Regions from separate parts of the Mus musculus genome. Here region 2 is linked to region 1. The links are chromatin loops, found by intact Hi-C in ENCODE. Cell type or tissue: heart. All regions are shown on one strand.

The links. A loop is a pair of places that touch in the nucleus more often than their neighbours do. Peaks named below come from ENCODE experiments on the same cell type or tissue, not always from the same donor. Only the 100,000 strongest peaks of a DNase experiment are listed, where the experiment ranks them.
Region 2: a loop joins it to region 1, with 12 times the contacts of the local background. A loop is called at or near these places in 5 of 42 quality-filtered maps.

What each region holds. Positions count from the first base shown.
Region 1 is chr5:146,142,557-146,150,556 of GRCm38, reverse strand. No RefSeq gene overlaps it. Among named protein-coding and RNA genes, the nearest start is that of Gm5565, 14 kb to the left of the region's middle. In heart, no CTCF peak of the experiment used is centred here; no DNase peak of the experiment used is centred here.
Region 2 is chr5:146,567,185-146,575,184 of GRCm38, reverse strand. It overlaps the pseudogene Gm8494. Among named protein-coding and RNA genes, the nearest start is that of Gpr12, 14 kb to the left of the region's middle. In heart, a CTCF peak has its summit at 7,912 (motif pointing left); DNase peaks (open chromatin) are centred at 2,884 and 3,214.

The DNA.
Region 1 (8,000 bases):
ACAAACCCCTGCCTGCATCCCTAGTCAGCTTGAGGAGGACAGGGCATGTTGACATGTTGTCCTTTTCCTGTTCCCCACAGGGCATTTGGAGGGTCCCTGAATTAACACAGAATTCTCTGATTTAGGACAATCCCTCATCAAGTTAGCTGCAATCCCCCCACATCAGTGAGGAGAGTGGAACCCCTCCCACAGGGATGGCAACACAGGCAGGATTTGGGAGGCTTTTCATTTTGTGCCTCTTGGAATCCACCTGCTGCTATTGATGGAGCAGGAATTCTCCAACCTGGAGACATAGGAGTTAAATGCTCTGATAGGACTTGTTCATATTTGTCCACATTATAGTTTTACATAAATTCAGGGAAATTAAGTTTCATTGTTTACCATAGTATTAACATGAGCTCCTATTCCTGATTCAGTGTAGAGATGTTGCTGTGAGTTTTTGGCTGCACCACTTCGTGCTCCCAGGGGATCTCAAACATGTACCCAGGAGCTATCTTGGATTCTCAAATGGTTAATATTAAAATGCCTTTACTAGTTCAAAGGTTGGGCACTACTAAACCTTACCCTGCTACCCCAAGTCCAGTGGGGAAATGGCAAGGGCCCCCTGACCCAAAAACTCACATTGCTGGTTGGCTTTATCTCCTGTTGCTCCTGCATTCCCTTCTTCTTTCCCATCCTGGCGATTCTCTCTCCATCCTACCCTCACAACTCTAAGTGTCCTACCCCATGCCCAGCCATTGGCCACTGGCTTCTTTATTGATCAAAAAGTAATTGGATACAAGAACCTTCAGCATCTGGATTAGCAGATTGAAAACCATTAGCACCAACCTCCAACACAGAGATGAAGGCTATCAAGGCAGCCCAACTACATCCTAGTGTAGCTGAGCCCCAGACCTTAGCACAACTGATTCCAAGATGGCAGTACCATTCAGGCCATAAAGCTCAGCATATGCACAGAACCACCACCAACCTAAAACAAAGGCCTAATCCATCAAAGTCCAAAGTTCTGAGAAAATCTCTGTACCAACCTTGCTTTTTTGACCTCTGCAATTCTACTTCTGGCTAACTGTTCTTGCTAACTGAAGTATGTCAACCCAAGATATAGTTTTTGTCCTTCATAACTCACCCTGAGAAAGGCTTGGGGCTACACTGGGATACCAAATACCCAGTGTTGTCAACATCCAGCCAGTAGAGACTAAAATTCATTGGCCAAAATCTATATCTGAGCAGTCTTCTCTGGTGAATACTGAGGTGCCTATATAATGCAATGGAACACTAAAATAGTCACTTCATCAGCTGTGGCTGTCCAGGACAGGCCACCAATGTACTCTTCTCAGATTGCCAATGGCACCACGAGCTAAGATCTCACTGTTCCCTTTAGAGCAGACATGGTTAAACTTCTCCATGTCAGTAATAAGACATCATGCTACATTTCTGTAAGCTTGGAGAAGTGAGACAGATCTGTGGAACCGGCTTGAGTCTTCCACCCACCAATGGCAGAGCCTGGTGAGAGCCTTTGCCCATCCACCAGCATTGTGGTAGGGTGAAGTGACCCAGCCACACACCAAGCACCTTGAGTGACTTGATGAGCTTCAAGGCTGCTTTGAAATTTATATTTCTGCAGCTCCTCATAGGGTCACTGCCCTGTCTGAGACACCCTCGAGACAAGCACTCTTCTCTTCACTTCTGCCTCAGGATCTTCCCTCTCTGAGCCTGGAGGGTGAGTCTGGCATTGCTCAAAGCAAGTTGACTGTGGAGTCAAGGTGACCAATGCAGTTTATGATGGTCTCAGTCTTAATGGAGTGTGTTCTACTCTGAGACTCCGTCCTTTTCGTGAGAATTTGCAAGCTTTGTCATAAATTGCTTTTTTTTTTTTTGCTCTTGAGAAAGGGTCTCACTGTATAGACCTGATTGGCCTGGGACTCTCAATGTATATCTAGCTGGCCTCAAACTCATAGCAATCCCCCTGCCTATGCCTCCTGAGTGCTGGAATTAAAGGCATTCACCACCATGCCCAGACATTTGTTTGCTTGTTTTTTTAATGTCTAGAAGCTATTAAACAAAATTCTCCATTTTAATTTCTAATTTTACTTTCTTGCTGGTATTGTCAGAGTTCTGACTTCTACTCATTTCCTTAAAAATATTAGTATTTGGCTTTCATGACTTCTTTTGTATTTTTTCCTCATGTCCCTTAAGTATTTTTTGTCTTTTTTTTGTCTTCATTTTCTGTTCTTCTAAATGTTCCTCAGAGAGACTTCTACCTATCTCTTCAGTTTTTTGTCTTCTTCTTTCCTGACACAAGCTTTTAATATTTCCTACCAGCATGACGTTTTCTGCACCCCAATTGGATGCATCACAGTTTTAATGTGACCTACCATGAGGTTTTGCTTTTGTGTTTGTATAAGCACCACATTAATGCAGTGCCCACAGAGGCCAGAAGAGGGCGACTGATCCTATGGAACCAGAGTTACAGCTGGGTGTGAGCTGTTGTGTGTGTGCTGGGAACAGAACCTGGGTCCTCTGCAAGAGCAGCAGTTCTTTTGAATCATCTCTCCACATGAAATAATAATAATAATAATAATAATAATAATAATGATAATAATAACAACAACAACAATCCACTAACAAATAACCAACAAACAATTATTAATTGATAATAATCAATCAATATTTAACAACAATTAATAATTAACTATTGGCTAACAATTAAATATTAGTTAATATTAATAAATAACTTGGTTAACAATCATCTACTGTTAATTAACAATTAATTATCAATTTAAGCTGTTAATTTAAATTTTAACAGCCACAATAATAGATCATTGTTAATTAAAATTGTTAATCAAAATTATTAATTTATTTATTGATTATTAACCAATTAATAATTATACTTGATCATTAATCAATCACTATTATTAATGTTGATTGATAATTAACAACAATTAATAATTAACTATTGGCTAACAACTAAGTATTAATTAACACTAAGTGTTAAGTAATAGTTCATATTAATAAATAATTTTAATTGGCTAATATTAATTTAGATTAATTGGCTAACAATTAGTTAACATTTATATATAAGTTTAATTGTCTAACAATTAAGTATTAATTAACATTAAGATTCTAAGTAATAATTATTAGTTAACATTACTAAATAATTGTTGGTTAACAATTAATCATCTGCCAGCTGTTAGTTAACAATCAGTTATTAATTAAAGCTGATAATTTGTTAATATCAACCATTTTAGATGCTTGTTAAGCAACATCAATTAATAGCTAACTGCTATTGATTGATTTTATTAATTATTGTTTGATTTATTGGTTATTTAATTAATTATTCTTAATTAATGTTCAATAATTGTTTAATTTCTGACTTCTATGAGGGGTATTTTATTTTCTCAGACTCTCTTTAGGGAACTAATGCTTCACTTCCAAGCAGGCGAGAAGGTTCCGGGTTTTGTCACTGATTACCCTTTAGTAAGAAAATCCATCTATCTGTGTGGCTTTCATCCTTGGAAACTTTTGAGACTTCAGTGTATGATGAAATGCATCAGCAGGCCTCAGAGTGATCTGTTACTGCTATGTCCATTAGGAACCATGTGCCGATGACTTAGAATAATTTCTATGTATCAAGTGATTTGACGTATCTCTGTCTCCCTAAGGTCTCAGAAAAAAAGAGACAAAAGAGTCACACAGTGATGCTAATTTGTCTTTCCCCCCTTTTTATTCCACAAATATTTTCCTTTCCTACTTTGATGCTATATTCCATCGTGAATATAATGAAATCATTTTAGGTCAAGCATGAGGAGGCTCTGGTGGGTTTTGTGGGAGGCTAGTCTGCTGTCTTTCTCATGGCCTGCTGACTTGGTGGGGAGATGCTTCTGGCATATTCTGGTAACTGCTGCTGGGGCAAAGGGCTCCTCCCCGTCAACAAGCTGTACAGACAACCACAAAGATCATTTGTTTTAGAGCTAAATATGAGTGACCAGGGCCTAGGCACATTAGGTTACAAAAAATACCACGTTACAATATTGAAACTGTTTGGTGACAGTTGTATAGTAACAGGACAAAGAAAGTAATACATGAAGGATATGTTGGTAACACATTGGTGGGAACATCTGATAGCTGGGCAACAGCAAGGGTAGGGACACTCTGCTATAGGCCTCATAGGTTATTTGATGCCACCCTCAGCCTTTGGGTTGGCAGATTTCATAACCTGCAGATCCCTTGAGAATTGAAGGTGTCCCTGTCCTCGAGGTAGGAGAGCAGGTCATGGCAGCAGAAGTTCCTGGAAAAAGTCTCAGAAGACACAGATTTGCCGGACATCAAACCCCTATGCACAGAGAAGTGTGACTTGAGTTGAGGTTTGACCTTTTGATAAGCCCTCTTCCAACACATCTAAGCCCTGCTTCTACCGAAATCAAATGATGCCCACATGAACTGTGGGGATGGTGACCTCCCTCCCAGAGTCACGGGCAGGCACCTGCTTCTGCTTGTGGGGGGCGTTAAACCTCATGGAATCACCCCAGTTCTGAATAAAAGAGAGACACAGTTAACTCCAGAAATACCTATGTATTTCTGCCACATGTGTCCAGGTGCCGAAGGAATCCAGGAGAAGGTTACAGACAGTTTTGAGCTGTCCAGCGCGGATGCTGGAAACCAAACTCAGACTCTCAGGTAGAACAGCAAATATTCTAAACAGATGAGCCCTTTCTCTCCAGACCCTCAAATAATTTATTTCAAATTAAAACAGAGAATTTTGCTTAACAGCTCCTGGAAATTAAAAAAGAAAAGCAGTCTGGGTGAGCACGGTGGCACATGCCTTTAATCCCAGCGTTCAGGAAGCAGAGACAGGGATCCAGAGTGGGCAGACACCCTGCTATAGGGCACGTGTGGAGATCAGAGAAGAACTTGCAGGAGTCAGCTCTCTTCTTCCATCATGAGCGTTCCAGGGATCAAACTCAGTCTGCCTGTCAGATTTAGCAACAAGTACCCTTACCAGCTGAGAAATCTCACTGGCTGGAGGATGTTTTTTAATTATTCACTTTACATCCTGCTTACTGCTGCCCTCCTGGTCACCCCTTCCCACAACCCTTCCCCCTTCCCTTCTCCTCTGAAATGGTGGGGGCCCTCTGGGTATCCCCAACCCCAACGTGGCACTTCAAGTCTCTGAGAGGCTAGGCACTTCCTCTCCCACTGAGGCCAGACAAGGCAGCCTAGATAGAAGACCATATCCCACGTTCAGGCAACAGCCTTTCAGATAGCTCCCTTTCCATTTGTTTGGGACCCACATGAAGACCAAGCGCACATCAGCTACATACGAGCAGGGACAGCTATGTCCGGCCTGTGTATGTTCTTCAGTTTGTGGTTCAGTCTCTGAGAGCCCCAAGGGTCCAGGTTAGTTGGTTCTGTTGGTCTTCCTGTGAATTTTCTATCTGCTTAGGGGCTGCCTTCCTTCCTCTTATTCTTCCATTAGAGTTTCCAAACTCCATCCACTGTTTGATTGTGGGTGTCTATATCTGTGTGACTTGGTTGGTGGCTGGAGCCTCTCAGAGGATAGCCATGCTAGATTCTTGCCCGCAAGCATAACCAAGTATCGGTAAGTGACAGGGATTAGGGCCTGTCCATGGGATGGGTCTCAAGTTGGGTCGGTTATTGATTGGCCATTCTCTCCACCCCCCAATCCCTGCATTTCTTGTAGAAAGAATAAGTTTTGGGTGGAAAGTGGAAATATTCTTAAACCAAGATCAATTCTCAGAGGGGAAAATCAGAATTCATTTTCTGGGGTACAAGAAAATATTATTCATTTGCTGCTTCACCTGTGGCATGGGTCACATAAATCTTTGCACAGATTTCCATTCATGTAAATTGATTTCTGGAGCTGAGGTTGCTGCTTGGAGGTAGAGGGCCTATCTAACTTGGCTCAAAATCCTCCTGGTTTAGGTCCCCAGAACAGGAAAGAAAAAAGGCAACTAAATCAACTAAAAAGGAACCTGTAAAATGCAAGTGTTTGAGCTGGTGAGTGGGGAAAGGAACTTTCTGGAAACATGACAACCCTGTTATCTGAAGAGCTCAGGGGATGAAAGGAGACAGCCAGCTCCTGACCTTAACCAATGTGCTGTGATGGGTGTGTGTGCACACACACAAATACACACAGACACACACACATACACACACACAGACACACACAGACACACACATACACACACACACACACATACACACACACACACACACACACACACACACACACACACACACAGAGAGAGAGAGAGAGAGAGAAAGAGAGAGAAACACAAATGTAATAATACATAATATAAATCAAATAATAAAATATTTATGATTTCTTATACAAAACAATTCTAATCAGGTTCTTGTAACAATGTAACAAAAATGTACACTGCCTTCTTAAGGCTTCTTCTTTATTTTTTTATTGTTTTCATTGTTTGTTTGTTTTTGCCAAAGGGTTTCTCTTTGTGGCCCGAGTTGTCCTGGAACTCACTCTGTAGACCAGCTTGCCTTGAACTCACAAAGATCCGCCTATCTCTGCTTCTCAAACGCCGCAGTTAAAGGTGTGTGCCACCACCTCCTGGCAGTGTTCCCAGTTTTAATGATGCTTTCTTTCTGCTGTTAAACCAAAGGTCTGGCTTTTTGCCTTTTTCTTGTTTTGAGAGACTGAACCCAGTATCTTGCACATGATAGGAGAGCCCTTGCCCCAAACTCTTCCCATTTTTCTTAGGCCCTCCTGGTCTGGGGCCACCTTAGCCACCAATCCCAGGATACAAATGGTTCTGGGCTAACAGCACTGCTTCCAATTCTAGCCTCCCACACATCCCTCCCTCCCTGTTCTACAGACTCCCTGTCATGTGACCCTCCCGGGTCCTTGGCCCCTGCTTTTCCTGGAATCGGATACTAAATGAAAAGCTGCCTCTGACACCTGGCACAGGTGGTAAGGGGTTGAATCCACTTAGGGTCTCCATCAACACGTAATAGGCATGTTTGCAGTCAATGTTGCCAGAGCCTGCTTGAATTTAAAGAGCCACAATGAAGATCTTAAATCCGGGAATAAAGTTGTCTCAGAGGTTGATTGACAGGGGATAAGGGACCCTGGAGTCTCCCCAGGGAGCCAGCTTGAGCCCAGTCCAATTCTGCATCCCACATATCGGAATAAGCAGCTCTGGGCACAGCTTATGAGCACAAAGATGGATGCCTACCCTGAAGCAGGAACAAGTGGCCCTGGCCCTCAGCCAAGGAATGGTTGTGGCTCAATTTACTTTCTACAGATTAATTCGATTTAAAGGAAGAACGGAAGGCAAAAGCTATTATTTTTAAAGGGCCACAGTGAAACTTCCAGAGTTACAGTTATCCTCCAAAGTGACAATTGCTCCAGATTTGTCTATTGTATAGATTTGACATCTCTGAATGTTAAATTTCTCTTAAAACAGACGGAGTATCTAACTTCAAACGGGTAGAGTGATAAGGGAGACCAAGAGGCAGAAACAAGGCTTCCAAAAAATATTGCTGGGTTTACTGTAAAAAATAGTCTCTTGGGGCTTAGAGAGATGGTTCAGATAATAACAACACTGGCTGTTCTTCTCAAGGAAGAGACTGTCCCCAGTACCCACATGGTGACTCACAATCATCTGAAATTCCAATTCCAGAAGATATGATGCCTCCTTCTGGCCTTTGTGGACACTGCTTGCACATGGTACACAGATATACATTACAGATAAACCACTCATGTACATAAAACCATTTTAAAGATGTCTCCATGAAATATTTCGTTTATACCTAAATTGAAATCAATTCTCAGAGGGGAAAATCAGAATTCATCTGCCTACCTCTATCTCCCACATGCTGGGATTAAAGGCTTGAGCCACCACTGGCTGGCAGTAATGTACTTCAAAGGAGCCCCTACCTCAGTATATGTCATTCTCTCTGTTCTGAAGAAATGTGAACGTTTGAAGACATGAAGTACAGTGTTTTCATACAGGAGTATG
Region 2 (8,000 bases), 420 kb before region 1:
AATCTTGCCAATCTCCCACAACTTTAGGTCAGGGTTGGAAGCCTTTACTTGGTCCTAGACCTTTCTGCTGTACCTCATGTAGGGCATCAGCGGCTTATCTGGTGGCTTTGGAGGCTTTGGAATCGTAATGCCAGAGGACGCCGTGACCCGGCTGTTGGTGCCCGGGTTCCCTCCCAGCCTGTAGTTGTTGTAGGCGAGATGACTGTATGGATTGTATCCCACAAACCCTGGTGTGCTGGGCATTTGTGTTGCAGGAGCTGGGGTGGGAGGTGGGGCATAAGATGGTCTCTTTGACATTTTGGAAGATTAAGTTCTCAGTTCCTTAAGAATGAATCTGAGACACCGCGGGCCGCTTCGCTTCCCTTTGTCAGCTTGTAGATTTCTGCTCACACTCAGTCATATCCAGGGACCGTACTGCTATCCTTGAGCTGGGGCTGCCTTTGGAGAGACCCCTCGTCCTTCTATATCTGTCTTTGGTCCTTATCTGTGATGGGAGAGCATATCAATCCGTACCTCCTGGAGTTGCTGAAATGATTCCCTGAGATCTGGGCATCTCACTCAAGGATGAATGGGAGCAATATTAGTAATTGACAAGCCTTGCGGGGAGGGGGGTGGAATGACAGTTGCAATGCACATCACTGCACATTTACCATGGAAAGCAACATCCCAGCAGAAATGTGTAATTCAGGTGCTTCTGGACTTAGAACAGGGATATGACTGATTAAAAAGGGGGAGTGGATATACTGGACCCACCTGACCTATCACCTGTCTGTACTGTGCGCATCAAACATTTATCACGTCTTGTCTCACCTAAGATTGAGATGGGTTCATGAAGTCATGCTCAGTTTAGCAAACCGGAACTCGCCAGCTCAGAGAGGAAAATGCCAGTTGGGCAGGAGGCAAAGCAACAGCAGTGGGTTTAAGTCCTGGGCTCCAAGCCCATCTCTGGGATGGCTTCACATCTTAGAATGCACATCTGAGCTGCTCACGTTAGGAGAGCCGGGAGGAAGCCCAATTGGCTACAGATGAAGTGTGTCTATGTGTGTGCACATGTGTTTGAATATGTGTGGGCATGCATGTGTGTCTGTGTGTCTGTGTATATGTATATATGTATATAAGTAAGTCTGTGCATAGGCATGTTACATGTATATCTGCATATATATATATGCATGTATGTGTAAACATGTGTGCATGCACGTGATTCTGTGTATGTGTATATATGTGCATATGTGTATGTGGGTGTGTCTGCATATGCATATGTACATGTATGCCTCATATGTATTATGAATGTATGTTTGTTCATGCATCCATGTGTGCACATGTGTGTGTACTCTCACTTACCTTTGGTAATGAAAAACTATTGAGGATGTGTAAAATAGAGATTACTTTTCGTGCAAGAAAAAAATGAAATATGATTAGAAGGATAGTATCAGATTCCAGAATGTAGGCAGCACACACTCAGCTCTTCCAAACTTGCATTTTTATGTTTTATTTTTCAAAAGAGATCATTTAATAATTAGTGATTTTTTTCATGACATGTTCGTGAATATTTTGGATCTATAACTTTAGCTAGAAAATGCTTAGTCTAGAGTGGTCAAAACGAGATGACTCAATTGAAAAGTTGATCAGGGGCTGGAGAGATGGCTCAGCAGTTAACAGCACTGGCTGCCCTTCCAGAAGTCCTGAGTTCTGTTCCCAGCACCCACATGGCAGCTCACAATTTTCTGTAACTGCAGTTCCAGGGGATCTGGCACCCTTGTACAGACATACATGCAGGCAAAACACTAATGCACATAAATAAAATCTTAAAATGAAAAAAAAAAAGCTTGGCCAGCTGTAGTTTCTGCTTATTGATCACCTAGGAAACAGAAGGGCTTTCTGATGAAACTTGCCTGCGTACACCTTACTGCTGTAGCTACTGAGCATCTGAAGGCCAATTGGAACAGTTGAGGAACGTCACCTTTATTTGTACTTAATTTTAACCCACTTACGTTTAAAAACCACACCAGGCTGCAAGCTGCTGCACTGGGAAGAACATATCTAGGTATAAACGAAATATTTCTTTTTTTTTTTTTCCGGTTTTTTGAAACAGGGTTTCTCTGTATAGCCCTGGCTGTCCTGGAACTCACTTTGTAGACCAGGCTACCTCGAACTCATAAATCCGCCTGCCTCTGCCTCCCAAGTGCTGGGATTAAAGGCATGTGCCACCACGCCCGGCTATGAAATATTTCATGGAGACATCTCTAAGAGATTTTTAAAAATGGTTTTATGTATTTGAGTGGTTTATCTGTAATGTATATCTGTGTACCATGTGCAAGCAGTGCCCACAAAGGCCAGAAGGAGGCATCATATCTTCTGGAACTGGAATTTCAGATGATTGTGAGCCACCATGTGGGTACTGGGGACAGTCTCTTCCTTGAGAAGAACAGCCAGTGTTGTTATTATCTGAACCATCTCTCTAAGCCCCAGGAGATTATTTTTTACAGTAAACCCAGCAATATTATTTTTTGGAAGCCTGGTTTCTGCCTGTTGGTCTCCCTTATCACTCTACCAGCTTGAAGTTAGATACTCCATCTGTTTTAAGAAAAATTTAACATTCAGAGATGTCAAATCTATGCAATAGACAAATCTGGAGCAATTGTCACTTTGGAGGATAACTGTAACTCTGGAAGTTTCACCGTAGCCCTTTAAAAATAATAGCTTTTGCCTCCCAGTCTTCCTTTAAATCGAATTAATTTGTAGAAAGTAAAATGAGCCACAACCATTCCTGGAGCCATTCCTGGTGATAATTCTGGGCTGAGGGCCAGGGCCACTTGTTCCTGCTTCAGGGTAGGCATCCATCTTTGTGCTCATAAGCTGTGCCCAGAGCTGCTTATTCCGATATGTTGGATGCAGAATTGGACTGGGCTCAAGCTGGCTCCCTGGGGAGACTCCAGGGTCCCTTATCCCCTGTCAATCAACCTCTGAGACAACTCTATTCCCAGATTTAAAGTCTTCATTGTGGCTCTTTAAATCCAAGCAGGCTTCTGGCAATGTTGACTGCAAACATGCCTATTACGTGTTGATGGAGACCCTAAGTGGATTCAACCCCAACCTGTGCCAGGTGTCAGAGGCAGCTTTTCATTTAGTATCCGATTCCAGGAAAGAGCAGTGGCCAAGGACTCGTGAGGGTCACATGACAGGGAGTCTGTAGAACAGGGAGGGAGGGATGTGTGGGAGGCTAGAATTAGAAGCAGTGCTGTTAGCCCAGAACCATTTGTATCCTGGGATTGGTGGCTAAGGTGGCCCCAGACCAGGAGGGCCTAAGAAAAAGTGGGAAGAGTTTGGGGCAAGGACTCTCCTATTATGTGCAAGATGCTGGGTTCAGTCTCTCAAAACAAGAAAAAGGCAAAAAACCAGACCTTTGGTTTAACAGCAGAAAGAAAGCATCATTAAAACTGGGAACACTGCCAGAAGGTGGTGGCACACACCTTTAACTGCAGCGTTTGAGAAGCAGAGATAGGCAGATCTTTGTGAGTTCAAGGCAAGCTGGTCTACAGAGTGAGTTCCAGGACAGCTCAGGCTACAAAGAGAAAGCCTTTGGCAAAAAAAACAAACAAACAAGCAAACAATGAAAACAATAAAAAAATAAAGAAGAAGCCTTAAGAAGGCAGTGTGCACTTTTGTTACATTGTTACAAGAACCTGATTAGAATTGTTTTGTATAAGCAATTGTAAATATTTTAATTTATTATTTGATTTGTATTATGTATTATTACATTTGTGTGTTTCTGTGTATGTGTGTGTGAGTGTGTGCATGTGTGTGTGTCTGTGTATGTGTGTGTGTGTGTGTGTGTGTGTGTGTGTGTGTGTGTGTCTGTGTGTACACGCACACCCATCACAGCACACTGGTTAAGGTTAGGAACTGGCTGTCTCCTTTCATCCCCTGAGCTCTTCAGATAACAGGGTCGTCATGTTTCCAGAAAGCTGCTTTCCCCACTCACCAGCTCAAACACTTGCATTTTACAGGTTCCTTCTTAGTTGATTTAGTTTCCTGTTTCTTTCCTAAACCAGGAGGATTTTGAGCCAAGCTAGATAGGTCCTCTAGCTCCAAGCAGCAACCCCAGCTCCAGAAATCAATTTACATGAATGGAAATTTGTGCAAAGATTTATGGGACCCATGCCACAGGTGAAGCAGCAAATGAATAATATTTTCTTGTACTCCAGAAAATGAATTCTGATTTTCCCCTCTGAGAATTGATCTCGGTTTAAGAATATTTCCACTTTCCACCCAAAACTTATTCTTTCTACAAGAAATGCAGGGATTGGGGGATGGAGGGAATGGCCAATCATTAACCATCTCAACTTGAGACCCATCCCATGGACAAGCCCTAATCCCTGACACTTAGTGATTCTCTGTTATGCTTGCAGGCAGGAGTCTAGCATGGCTATCCTCTGAGAGGCTCCAGCCACCAACCAAGTCACACAGATGTAGGCACCCACAGCCAAACAGTGGATGGAGTTTGGAAACTCTAATGGAAGAATAAGAGGAAGGAAGGCAGCCCCTAAGCAGATAGAAAATTCACAGGAAGACCAACAGAACCAACTAACCTGCACCCTTGGGTCTCTCAGAGGCTGAACCACAAACCGAAGAACATACACAGACCGGACATAGCCGTCCCTGCTCGTATGTAGCTGATGTGCGCTTGGTCTTCATGTGGGTCCCAAACAAATGGAAAGGGAGCTATCTGAAAGGCTGTTGCCTGTACGTGGGATATGTTCTATCTGGGCTGCCTTGTCTGGCCTCAGTGGGAGAGGAAGTGCCTAGCCTCTCAGAGACCCAGAGGGCCCCCACCATCTCAGAGGAGAAGGGAAGGGAAAAGGATTGTGGGAAGGGGTGACCAGGAGGGCAGCAGTGAGCAGGATGTAAAGTGAATAATTAAAAAACATCCTCCAGCCAGTGAGATTTCTCAGCTGGTCAGGGTACTTGTTGCTAAACCTGACAGGCAGTCTGAGTTTGATCCCTGGAACGCTCATGATGGAAGAAGAGAGCTGACTCCTGCAAGTTCTTCTCTGATCTCCACACCTGCCCTATAGCAGGGTGTCTGCCCACTCTAGATCCCTGCCTCTGCTTCCTGAACGCTGGGATTAAAGGCATGTGCCACCACGCTCACCCAGACTGCTTCTCTTTTTTAATTTCCAGGAGCTGTTAAGCAAAATTCTCTGTTTTAATTTGAAATAAATTATTTGAGGGTCTGGAGAGAAAGGGCTCAGCTGTTTAGAATATTTGCTGTTCTACCTGAGAGTCTGAGTTTGGTTTCCAGCATCCGCGCTGGACAGCTCAAAACTGTCTGTAACCTTCTCCTGGATTCCTTCGGCACCTGGACACGTGTGGCAGAAATACAGAGGTATTTCTGGAGTTAACTGTGTCTCTCTTTTATTCAGAACTGGGGTGAGTCCATGAGGTTTAACGCCCCCCACAAGCAGAAGCAGGTGCCTGCCCGTGACTCTGGGAGGGAGGTCACCATCCCCACAGTTCATGTGGGCATCATTTGATTTCGGTAGAAGCAGGGCTTAGATGGGTTGGAGGAGGACTTATCAAAAGATCAAACGTCAACTCAAGTCACACTTCTCTGTGCATAGGGGTTTGATGTCCGGCAAATCTGTGTCTTCTGAGACTCTTTCCAGGAACTTCTGCTGTCATGACCTGCTCTCCTACCTCGAGGACAGGGACACTAGAACCTTCAACTCTCAAGGGATCTGCAGGTTATGAAATCTGCCAATCCAAAGGCTGAGGGTGGCATCAAATAACCTATGAGGCCTATAGCAGAGTGTCCCTACCCTTGCTGCTGCCCAGCTATCAGATGTTCCCACCAATGTGTTACCAACATATCCTTCATGTATTACTTTCTTTGTCCTGTTACTCTACAACTGTCACCAAACTGTTTCAATATTGTAACGTGGTATTTTTTGTAACCTAATGTGCCTAGGCCCTGGTCACTCATATTTAGCTCTAAAACAAATGATCTTTATGGTTGTCTGTACAGCTTGTTGACGGGGAGGAGCCCTTTGCCCCAGCAGCAGTTACCAGAATATACCAGAAGCATCTCCCCACCAAGTCAGCAGGCCATGAGAAAGAGACAGCAGGCTAGCCTCCCACAAAACCCACCAGAGCCTCCTCATGCTTGACCTAAAATGATTTCATTATATTCACAATGGAATATAGCGTCAAAGTAGAAAAGGAAAATATTTGTGGGATAAAAAGGGGGGAAAGACAAATTAACATCACCGTGGGACTCTTTTGTCTCCTTTTTTCTGAGACCTTAGCGAGACAGAGATACGTCAAATCACTTGATACATAGAAATTATTCTAAGTCATCGGCACATGGTTCCTAATGGACGTAGCAGTAACAGATCACTCTGAGGCCTGCTGATGCATTTCATCATACACTGAAGTCTCAAAAGCTTCCAAGGATGAAAGCCACACAGATAGATGGATTCTTTTTTTTTTTTTTAAATTAGGTATTTTCCTCGTTTACATTTTCAATGCTATCCCAAAGGTCCCCCATACCCACCCCCCAATCCCCTACCCACCCACTCCCCCGTTTTGGCCCTGGCATTCCCCTGTACTGGGGCATATAAAGTTTGCATGTCCAATGGGCCTCTCTTTCCAGTGATGGCTGACTAGGCCATCTTTTCATACATATGCAGCTAGAGACAAGAGCTCCCGGGTACTGGTTAGTTCATATTGTTGTTCCACCTATAGGGTTGCAGATCCCTTTAGCTCCTTGGGTAATTTCTCTAGCTCCTCCATTGGGGGCCGTGTGACCCATCCAATAGCTGACTGTGAGCATCCACTTCTGTGTTTGCTAGGCCCCGGCATAGTCTCACAAGAGAGAGCTATATCTGGGTCCTTTCAGCAAAATCTTGCTAGTGTATGCAATGGTGTCAGCATTTGGAAGCTGATTATGGGATGGATCCCTGCATATGGCAATCACTAGATGGTCCATCCTTTCGTCACAGCTCCAAATTTTGTCTCAGATAGATTCTTACTAAAGGGTAATCAGTGACAAAACCCAGAACCTTCTCGCCTGCTTGGAAGTGAAGCATTAGTTTCCTAAAGAGAGTCTGAGAAAATAAAATACCCCTCATAGAAGTCAGAAATTAAACAATTATTGAACATTAATTAAGAATGACCAATGAAATCAAACAATAATTAATAAAAAATCAATTAATAGCAAATAGCTGTTAATTGATGTTGCTTAACAAGCATCTAAAATGATTGATATTAATAAATTATCAGCTGTAAATTAATAACTGATTGATTGTTAATTAACAGCAGATGATTAATTGTTAACCAACAATTACTTAGTAATGTTAACTAATAATTATTACTTAAAACTTAATGTTAATTAATACTTAATTGCTAGCCAATAGTCAATTATTAATTGTTAATTATCAATCATCATTAACAATATTGATAATTAATTATCAAGTATAATTATTAATTGATTAATAATCAATAAATAAATTAATGATTTTAATTAGCAATTTTAATTAATAAAGACCTATTACTGTGGCTGTTAAAATTTAATTAACACCTGTAATTAATTAATTAATTAATAATTAATACTAATTAACAGTTAGTAGATGATTAATCATTAACAAATAGTTATTTATTAATGTTAGTTAATACTTAATTGTGAGCCAAAGTTAATTATAAATTGTTGTTAAATATTGATTAATTATTATCAATTAATAATTGTTGGTTGGTTGTTTACTAGTGGATTGTTATTGTTGTTGTTGTCATTATTATTATTTCATGTGGAGAGACGACTCAAAAGAACTGCTGCTCTTGCAGAGGACCCAGGTTCCATTCCCAGCACCCACACAGCAGCTCACACCCAGCTGTAAGTCTGGTTCCATAGGATCAGTCGCCCTCTTCTGGCCTCTGTGGGCACTGCACAAATGTGGTGATTAGACTGCATACATGAAGGCAAAACCTTATAGTAGGTCACATTA